2 separate regions of the Homo sapiens genome follow, and region 2 is linked to region 1. A link is a loop called in an ENCODE intact Hi-C map of the cell type or tissue named here. Cell type or tissue: breast epithelium. All regions are shown on one strand. Each heading gives the region's core, and the rest is flanking DNA. Links, peaks and the distances in the headings are about the cores only. Region 1 overlaps CACNA1D (calcium voltage-gated channel subunit alpha1 D). Region 2 overlaps DCP1A (decapping mRNA 1A).

Region 1 (5,382 bases), core at 249-5,248:
TTCCCCTGCTTTGAATGCTCCAGCACTGGGGTGTGGGACACTCATCCCTAGAGACAGCCCATTCTGGGTTTGACAGTTTTGAGCCTTTGAAAAGTCCTTCCTTTCATCCAGTCAAACCCGTTTCCCTCTACCTCTCCAGCCTGCTTGGTGATATTTTCAGCTGTTAGAAATGACATTGATAGGTGACTGCTTCTGATATCGTCATGCCATAAATGAATTCAGACAGATCTTTTCTGTGTGATTGAATGAAAAAATATGTATAACCTGATGGTGTCAACGCAGAATCGTAGGCTTTTAGGGCTGGAAGGAGTCAGAGATTATGTGATGAGCTGCCCCTTCCCATTTTGTCATCAGTGACACTGAGACCTGGAGAAATCAAGTAACTTCTCCAGAGTCACACACATAGCTAGTAGCAGAAGCAGGACCAGAACCTGGTGGACAGACTGTCCACGCGAAGGCCACGTTTCTGTCCTGAGTGAGGTAGTGAAGAGAGAGACAAGGTATTGGCGTATTTCCTGTGGGGCCTGATAGGGAGGGAGGTGTGAGGGGCACGAGCAGTCTGAGTGTCTTGCAGGAGACCCTGAGGATGGGTGCCCCTTTGTCTTTCCAGATATTGCCAACAAAGTCCTCTTGGCTCTGTTCACCTGCGAGATGCTGGTAAAAATGTACAGCTTGGGCCTCCAAGCATATTTCGTCTCTCTTTTCAACCGGTTTGATTGCTTCGTGGTGTGTGGTGGAATCACTGAGACGATCTTGGTGGAACTGGAAATCATGTCTCCCCTGGGGATCTCTGTGTTTCGGTGTGTGCGCCTCTTAAGAATCTTCAAAGTGACCAGGTAAGGAAATGTGGGTCCCACTGCAAATGTTTTATGAACATGAGGCGGCAACCAGTCACATCCCCGGGCAGGTGATGTTCTGCTCTGTCCTGCATGGGTGTTCTGAGCTGACACCCTCATCTTGACTTATAGGCACTGGACTTCCCTGAGCAACTTAGTGGCATCCTTATTAAACTCCATGAAGTCCATCGCTTCGCTGTTGCTTCTGCTTTTTCTCTTCATTATCATCTTTTCCTTGCTTGGGATGCAGCTGTTTGGCGGCAAGTTTAATTTTGATGAAACGCAAACCAAGCGGAGCACCTTTGACAATTTCCCTCAAGCACTTCTCACAGTGTTCCAGGTGAGTCCTCCCTCCATTCCCCGAAAAGCACTTCGTGAGCAGCAGCTAAAACTCCTCTGCCTTCTTGTCTGCTCACACTCAGGAAGACAAAAGGACTCCATTTTTGTTCATCTCTGCCCTAATCATAGCCTGGTAAATTTTGTGCCATTTAAGTTATTCGTTCTGCATCATCCTCCAGCTGTCTATCTTAAGTGATGTAATTTTTTTAAAGACTTCTAGCTACATTACAAAATAATAAACCAAAAAAACCGTTTTTCACACTCAAGCTCTTCCAAGAAAACTTTTTGATTGATTTTATGAGGTTTCTTTGAAATAGACTCTAAAATTCTTTTCTCTTTGGTACTTTTTGATGGCAGGCCAGTTCATAATCCTAGTTATAATAGATTTACACAAGAAGTGAATTCTCATGCCTCCATGCTTTGGTGTGTAGTTGGAGGAATCAGAGTGGTAGGAACTGTGGCAGCCATTGGTCCCTTCTGTCCTCCTCCTGGGATGCAGTGAGGACACAAAGATTCTGAGGGTGCCTGTCCTGTGGGGCCTCTGCAGGCAGTAGCTGAGAAGGGAGCGGTGGTTGCAGAGAGGCACCGATGGCTCTGCTGCTCAGAGCAGCAGCACATGCTCCCCTGACTCTACGCTGAGGTGCTCAAAACCCTCCTCCTTGGACAGGGTCTGATGGGGAAGTTTAAAAGACCCACCTGTCCTCATTGCTTTTCCTGTGTGATGTGAGCTGCAGAGCCCTGCCAGAGAGGAAAGGCAGCAGACAGCTGGGTCCTGTGGTGGCCCTTTCCATGCCCAGCTCTCTGCTGTGGATGAGTCACTTACCCATTTCTGAAGAAATCCAGAGACCAAAGGGAATGATCTGGACAATTCTCTCCCACTTGGTCATTTTCAGGTATATATAATCTGCTGTAAGCCATAGTATTGTTGTTTGAATTATACTTAAATTTTGGCTGCTGATCAGTGATTCTTTTTTAAAAAAAAATTTCTTTCAGAGAAACTGGTGTCTTTTTTTTTTTTTGGTAATGCATGCATATGGCACAAAATTCTAATGTTACAAATGAATAATAATTCTCCCAGCCAGCCACAAATTTCCTCTTCTAGGAAGCAACCACCATTAAACAGTTTCTTGTGAATTCTTAGATCTGCATTTTCTGATAGCTACAACTCAGTTAAGCTACCTATAGGAGACTTTCCACAGACAGGAGCTCACTGTACGTGCTGTTTTGCATCTTGCTTTTATCACTTTGAGTGTCCTCAAGAGCCTTCCTGCTTGGTCCATAAAAGGCTGCCCCTCCTTTGAAACGCTGCGTCCATGCGGTGGTAGATGTGCCGTTGTTCATATGACCAGTCCCTTGCTGACAAGCATTGAGTTCTGTCTGGTCTTAGCCCACATACACAGGGCTCCAGTAGGTGACCCTGAACACGCATCAGAGGGCACATGTGTTGGCTGTAGATCTGTGGGATAAACTCCCAGAGATGGAATTGCTGCTTTAGAGGGTGTGTCCATTTTAAATGTTGACACACGTGCCCAAGTGCTCTCCTTATGGTTGTATTAGCTCATTGTCTTCACACTGCCCATTGCCTCACTGCCTCTCCCCTCAGTGGAGAGCATGCTTTGGGATGCCCATCAGTTAGGTGAAAATGGCATTTCATTGTACTTTTAAAAGATACTGTTCTTATCAGGAGTGAGGTTGAACGTCTTTTCCTATGACTCAGAGCCATCAGTAGTGCCTTTTCTGTGAATTACTTTATCTTTTCAAATCATTTGCCCATTTTTGTTTGGTTGTGATCCATAACAGTTTAAATTTTAAAAATATCTAGTTCAGATTGAAGATAAAGGAGCTCTGTCTGTCGTCGGAAGATAGCATTTTTTTCATTACTGTTCTTATTCATCTGATTCTATTTCATCATGGATTGAATTATCAAGTATGATCAGTAGAGAAGATTAAATTTCAGGTCATTGGTGATATCTACTCTTGAGGTAGTTTTGTAAATTTACATGAGACATTTAGAATTTCCTGCTTTTGTAATTTCATAGGTATAATTATCCATTTCCACAGTTGATGGACTATGTGGAATGCTATGCAGCAGTTAAAAGAATGAGATGCACCTTCTGACACAGAGGGTCTCCAGAGTATGTTGTTGAATGAAAAAACAAGCCAGTTGCAGAAAACTTTGCATAGCATGATATCCTTTATGTCTGAAAACTCAGAGAAGACACCTAGTGCTTGTTTTCTTTGTGTGTAAACGTGTTTAAATCTGTAGTTGAAGGTTCCAGAGAGACACAGAAAGAGCATGCTTTCTGGGGAAGGGACTAAAACTGGGCTGGGGTGTAATCAAAAAGCACATAAATCTTGGCTGGGTGAGGTGGCTCATGCCTGTAATCCCAGCACTTTGGGAGGCTGAAGTGGGCGGAACACTTGAGGTCAGGAGTTCGAGACCAGCCTGGCCAACTGCTGTAACACTCTCTCTACTAAAAATATAAAAATTAGCCGAGTGTGGTGGTGGTCACCTGTAATCCCAGCTACTTGAAAGGCTGAGGCAGGAGAGTTGCTTGAACCGGGGAGGTGGAGGTTGCAGTGAGCTGAGATCAAGCCACTGCACTCCAGCCTGGCAATAGAGCGAGACTCCATCTCAAAAACAAACAAACACTTAAGTCTTAATAATAAGGTTATTTTTTTTCACTCAAAGAATTATCTATTTGTGTAATTAAAAAACAGTGTTTTAGAAATTCCATGGGATAACAGATGGATTTGTTCAGTGCAAACTGGACTGTGAAAGGCAGCTTAAACCAGATCTAGGCAGCCACCGAGGGGCTCTAAGAGAGCGGCTGCAATTTGTGAATCCACCTGCTGGCTGATACCAGTTTGGCTTCTCAGATCCTGACAGGCGAAGACTGGAATGCTGTGATGTACGATGGCATCATGGCTTACGGGGGCCCATCCTCTTCAGGAATGATCGTCTGCATCTACTTCATCATCCTCTTCATTTGTGGTAACTGTATCCTTCAAGCCGACCAGGCTTTGTTGTTGCCGTCGTTATCTGGTTTTGTTTTTCTTCCTCTGCATTTCTCTGTGGTGATGGTGGTGGTAGTAGTTGTGGCAGGGAGGTAAATGCCTTTACCTTATTAGCTCAATATCTGCTTTTCTTCCATGCTGCTGGGGGACAGCGTCCTGTAAGCAGAATTCCAGAGAGGCTTTGAGGGATGCGCTCTGGCTAAGAGAAGCAAGCCCAGGGAAGGAGCGTGAGACAGCACACATACTGGTCCCAGAGGTCACTCAGTTTGGCATCATGTCTCCTGTACAGGTCCCGAGGGATGGCTGAGCGCAAGGCCAGGTGGTTCTTTATGTTATCATTATTGGGAGCTTAGGCGTCCATCTGTGACTTCCTAAGACCCTTCGTGACTGATGAGAGCCATCTTTGTGGACTGATCTGTGCTCCCCTGGGCTAATTTCACTTTGCTGATCTGTCCATCTTTGCGGATCAAGTGTCCATTGGCTAGCTGCTAAATCATGCTGCATAACTTCTCTCTGCCTTACTTTACCCCTTTTCCCTGTCGAGAGGCACCCTCTAATCCTAGACTTCTGGAATTGGCCCTTAGATCTGTATTTACCTCATTCAGACCCTTCCTGATCCTATAGCCTTTGGTTCTCGGTGTTTTATCTCCAGGTCCTCCATGCCTAGCACCAGACCTGGTACACAGAGGCCTTTAATGAATGTTTGATGCATGAACGACGTACACACTCATGATACTACATCTGGGTTTTCACCCTTCCATTTTAAAAGGTCCTAATCTGGATTCTGCTTCTAAGGTGGCCCAGATCTCTGTAGGTGTTTTCTTCTTTATCTTGTCTGGCTCACTGATAAATTTTCTTCAGTGTGGTAACCTCAGTGCAAACCTGCCCCCTTTTCTACAAGGACAATGCTTTGTGCTATAAGGTATTTTATAAAAACCCCATCTCAACACATATACATCCTTGTAGTCCCTTGACTCGGCTCTAAGGCCCCCTCCACAAGAGCCACCCCTGCCCTGTCTCCCACCCAGAGAAGGTTCTTCTACCTCTGAGCTCCCCCTCAGATTTTATCCACGTCTCTTACTGCCTGTAGGTTCTTCTGTCTACTGGATTTTTATTTATTTATTATTATTATTTTATAGAAGGAGTCTCACTCTGTCACGCAGGCTGGATGGAGTGCAGTGGTGCAATC
Region 2 (5,382 bases), core at 332-5,331, 430 kb before region 1:
AAACAACACTAATTCTTTTTTTTTTTTTTTTAATTTTTGAGATGGAGTCTTGCTGTCACCCAGGCTGGAGTGCAGTGGTGTGATCACGGCTCACTGCAACCTCCACCTCCTGGGTTCAAGTGATAGTCCTGCCTCAACGTCCCAAGTAGCTGGGAATGCAGACATGCACCACCACGCTCAGTTAATTTTTGTATTTTTAGTAGAGATGGCATTTCACCATGTTGGCCAGGCTGTTCTTGAACTTCTGACCTCAGGTGATCTGTCTGCCTCGGCTCCCAAAGTGCTGGGATTACAGCCACCGTGCCTGGCCAACAAGACTAATTCTTATTAATGCAAATTAAACAGCTCATAACCACCCCATTCTATTACAGACATATGTATACAAACACACAAACCAATATTTAGGTATAAACTACTTTGAAAAACAGAGATCAGATTGGGTCTATGTTGCAGAAATTTAAGAAAAGGAATAATCAAATGGCAGGACATGGAGAAACCTCATCACAAAATACACCTGAGGCATAATCCAGACAGCAATTTTTCCTTGTCCAGTGAAACATAAATTAACTTTGAACAGCCAAAAATCTACTTTAAGTCAGGCAGAGTGCCTCATGCTTATAATCTCAGCACTTTGGCAGGCCTAGGCGGAAGCATTGCTTGAAGCCAGGAGTTTAAGATCAGCCTGGTCAACATATTGAGACCCTGCCTCTACAAAAAATTTAAAAATTAGCTGCACAAGGTGGTGTGCACCTGTGGTCCTGGCTGCTTGGGAGGCTGAGGCAGGAGGATTGTTTAAGCCCAAGAGTTTGAGGTTACAGTGAGCTATGATCAGGCCACTGCAATCTAGCCTGGGCAACAGAGTGAGACGTTGTCTCTACAAACACACACACCTACTTTAAATTAAAATATGAAACCACCATATGGTAGAACCCTGACCCCTGACTTTAAAAGCAGCAGAAAGTTTCTAGATTCTCTATGCTGCCTCCCTATAACTACTGCGAGGCCAGACAGATTCTCTAACTTTCTCTAGAATGGGGAGTATGGTAAAGCATTACAGTTTTGGAGGTTTTCTCATATAAGAGAGAATAAACGAATTTGTGATGGTAATAATGAATCATCATACACAGAATGCTTACTATGTGGGAGGCGATATGCTAAGCACTTTACATGTATTACTCTATTCATCTGCTAGAGTAGGTAAATTATTATTGCTACTTTATAGATGATGCCCAAATACAACAAAAGAACCAGACTCCAACTCAGTTCTAACAATACAGTCTACATTCTTAAGCAGTGTGCCACCATATGGAGATGTCAATTCAGCAAAGTATAGGTTACCTAATCACCTGGATGGTGATACTTACCTCCGGAAAACAGGTACAGCTAAGGTTTGAATAACTGAGGTGGCTACAGATCAAAATGCATCAACGTTTGGAAATACTATCATTTGGCACAAACCATGTTTTGGTCAATGATGGACTGCATATACAACAGTGGTCCCATAAGAATATAATATTGTGTTTTTACTAAACCTTTTCTATGGTTAAATATACAAATACCAGTGTGTTACAAGTGCCTATAATACGCAGTGCAGTAATGTGCTGCACAGGTCTGTAGCCTAGAAGCCATAGGCTATCCCATCGAGCCTAGGTGTTAGTAGGCAATGCCATCTTGGTTTCTTGGTTTGTGAAAGTATAAATACACTCTATGATGTTCGGAGAATGAAATCGCCTAATGACACATTTCTCAGAAAGTATTCCCATTGTTAAATGACACATGATTATACCTAACTGGTTGAATTTGTCATAGGAGCCTGGGTGAGCAGAATATTTCTCTTCACACAAATTCCCAAAAGTTTCACAGTCTCTGCATTCTTTTCTGTTTCTGATAAGAAAAACTGGTTGCCCTCCTCTAGTAGCTGGGCTTATTTATTCATGAATTAACCTTCCATCATCCACAGAAAAGGTAAAATGTTATTCTTTCCTCATGCTTGAACATGCTTCAAGTTAGGATTCTGAGTTTTTTAATACTTCATGTAGATCAAGTGTTAGTCTGACCGTTTAGCTCAGGAAATGGCATTCAGCGAGCAACAGCATGTACAGCACAGGACAAAATTATCATCTTCAGCATCAGGTTTAATATGGTTCACTCCTCATCCCACGGAGAATTGATGTTTAGAGAATTTTACATGTCTGTTTGGAGCTACTGGTCACTGCAGTGGGCACACTATAAGATAGGCACTATTCTTGAACATAGGAAACAAACAATAACAAAATACACTACAGAAACAATCCCAAGAAAAGTTTAAACAAGTGAATTATGCAACTGAAATGGAATGTAATACTATTAAGGCTTGACAGCAGTACTTGCTCCTCAGCACTAGATGGCAGTGTTACTAAACAAATGTAGTATCTGCCTGTGGCGGCTGATGATAAATTTAAACTAACTTTAGTCAATCACATGACTTCTGACAATATCCAGATCTCAGTATTTCATAAAATTTTGTCACTATAACCTAAATAATGGAGTCTTCCTCCCACCCCGAGATGGAGTCTTGCTCTGTCGCCCAGGCTGGAGTGTGGTGGCACGATCTTGGCTCACTGCAACCTCCCCCTCCTGGGTTCAAGCAATTCTCCTGCCTCTGCCTCCTGAGTAGCTGGGATTACAGGCGTATGCCATCACGCCCGGCTACTTTTTGTATTTTTAGTAGAGACAGGGTTTCACCATGTTGGCCAGGCTGGTCTCAAACTCCTGACCTCATGATCTGCCTGTCTCGGCCTCCCAAAGTGCAAAGTGCTGGGATTACAGGTGTGAGCCTCCATGCCCGACCAAACGTGAAGTTTTAAAAGTATATGAAAAATGACGGAATAACACATCAGCACTGTCTGTACCACTTGAGTTCTGTATGTCTACAGACGCAGTGCTATTGTTGAAAGGCTTAGCATCTATGGCTTGTCACACTCATTTTTCATCTTTCAATGGACAGTGCTTTATGACTTTTTTTTTTTTTTTGAGATGGAGTTTCACTCTTGTTGGCCAGGCTGGAGTGCAATGGCACAATCTCAGCTTACTGCAACCTCCGCCTCCCGGGTTCAAGCGATTCTCCTGCCTCAGCCTCTCAAGTAGCTGGGATTACAGGCATGTGCCACCACCCCTGGCTAATTTCTTTTCTATTTAGTAGAGATGGGGTTTCACCATGTTGGTCAGGCTGGTCTTGAACTCCTGACCTCAGGTGATCCACTTGCCTTGGCCTCCCAAAGTGCTAGGATTACAGGCGTGAGCCACTGTGCCTGGCTGATTCTTTTTTTTGTTGTTGGATTTTTGAAACAGGGTCTCCCTTGGTCGCCCAGGCTGGAGTGCAGTGGTGCGATCTTGGCTCACTATAACCTCCACCTCCTGGTTTCAAGTGATCCTCCCACTTTAGCCTCCTGAGTAGCTGTGATTACAGGCGTGCACCACCACACCCGGCTAATTTTTGTATTTTTATTAGAGACAGGGTTTCACCATGTTGGCCAGGCTGTTCTCAAACTCCTGGACTCAAGGGATCCGCCTGCCTCCACTTCCCAAAGTCCCGAGATTACAGGTGTGAGTCACCATGCCTGACCTTATAATTCTTAAGTCATTTTTTTCTGGTCCATTTCTTCCTTAGGGTCTCACAACAAATCTGCATTAGGCGGTACAATAATCCTTAACTTCATGATTCACAAAAGGAAGATGAAGTGATTCATGATTTAGAAAGGGGAAGTAGTAAGCCCACTGCACACTCCTGGATGATGATCCTAAATCCAGATACAGTAAAAATGGGGTATGGGAAGGTAGAATACAAAATTTGGTTTAAATTAATTATCTAAATATCTAAAAACATTTTTGGATACATTGTTGATGTGAATGTAAGACTGTACAGACTTCCTAGAAAACAGTTTGGTGGTTTCTTTCTTTTTTTTTTGAGACAGGGTTTTGCTCTTGTTGCCCAGGCTGGAGTGCAATGGCATGACCTCAGCTCACTGCAACCTTTGCCTCCCAGGTTCAAGCGATTCTCGTGCCTCAGCCTCCCGAATAGCTGGGATTCAGGTACCACCACCACCATGCCCGTCCAATTTTTGTATTTTTAGTAGAGACGGGGTTTCACCATGTTGGTCAGGCTAGTCTCGAACTCCTGACCTCAAGTGATCCACCCGCCTTGGCCTCCCAAGGCAGTTTCTTATTAAACTAAAACATGCAATACCAAATGACCTGACATTTGCACTCCTGGGCATTTATCTCAGAGAAATGAAGATTTATGTTCACATAAAAACCTGTACATAAATGTTCATAGGAGCTTTATTTGTAATAACCCAAAACTGAAAACAATCTAGATGTTCTTCAGTAAGTGAGTTGCCAAAAACAGTTAAACAAATTTTAGTACTTGCGTATCATGTAATACTCTCAGTAATAAAAGGAAACAAACTTGATACATGTAACAACTTCAGTGAAATGTTCAGGAATTATGCTGAGTGAAGAAAGACAATCTCAAGAGGTTATATATATGATTCCATTTATATAATATTCTTGAAATGACATTATAGAACTGGAAAATGGATTAATAGTTGCCAGGGCTAAACGATGGCGGGATCGGGGAGGCAGAGGTAGACGCAGAGGCAGAATAGGGTATGACAGGGAAGTCAGTGTGTTTATGAAAGGGCAAAACATCTTGGGGGTGATGAAAATATTTAGCATCTTGACTGTGGTAGTGGATATACAAAAAGCTATACATGAGATAAAATTACACAGAACTGAATATACACACAACAAAGGAAATCTGAACAACATGTGTGGATTGTGTTAATATCCTGGTTGTCATATCGTACTATATTTTGCAAAATGTTATCAATGGGCAAATGGGTAATGGGTACATAGGATCTTTCTGCATTATTTCTTACAACTGCATATAAATCTGTAATTATCTCAAAACAAAAAGTCTACTTAAAAACCTACGGATTTTATTTGATATCTGTTCTTTTATCAGACTATCAGTTATAAAGAGAACTAATTCAACAAATATTTACAGTGCTACATGCTAAGGATACAGCAATGAACAAGGCTCATAAAACTGCCCTTCTTTCCCGTAAGAGACAGCTTAAAAACAAAAAAACAAAACTGTTTTACATGGTGCTTATATTTTGGTGGGCAGGAGACAGACAAAAAACAAAAACAGAAACCATCTTAGCTGGTTAGAAACCTTAGTGAGAAAATAAAGTACAGTAAGAGGATGGAGGTGAGGAAGGGTTGTTTTATTTTATTTATTTACTTATTTATTTTGAGCCAGAGCCTTGCTCTGTCGCCTAGGCTGGAGTGCAGTGGCGCAATCACGGCTCACTGCAACCTCCACCTCCCGGGTTCAAG

The links. Peaks named below come from ENCODE experiments on the same cell type or tissue, not always from the same donor. Only the 100,000 strongest peaks of a DNase experiment are listed, where the experiment ranks them.
Region 2: a loop joins it to region 1, with 5 times the contacts of the local background. A loop is called at or near these places in 61 of 110 quality-filtered maps.

The regions. Positions count from the first base shown.
Region 1 is chr3:53,722,824-53,728,205 of GRCh38, forward strand. CACNA1D (calcium voltage-gated channel subunit alpha1 D) reads left to right here. Exons shown (of 48, transcript NM_001128840.3): 13 at 611-836; 14 at 969-1,176; 15 at 4,056-4,176. Among named protein-coding and RNA genes, the nearest start is that of CHDH, 120 kb to the right of the region's middle. In breast epithelium, for the core only: no CTCF peak of the experiment used is centred there; no DNase peak of the experiment used is centred there.
Region 2 is chr3:53,297,343-53,302,724 of GRCh38, forward strand. The region is part of intron 6 of DCP1A (decapping mRNA 1A); the gene reads right to left. Among named protein-coding and RNA genes, the nearest start is that of SNORD38C, 33 kb to the right of the region's middle. RefSeq lists an enhancer at 4,323-4,492. In breast epithelium, for the core only: a CTCF peak has its summit at 2,386 (motif pointing right); no DNase peak of the experiment used is centred there; H3K27ac peaks cover 431 bases.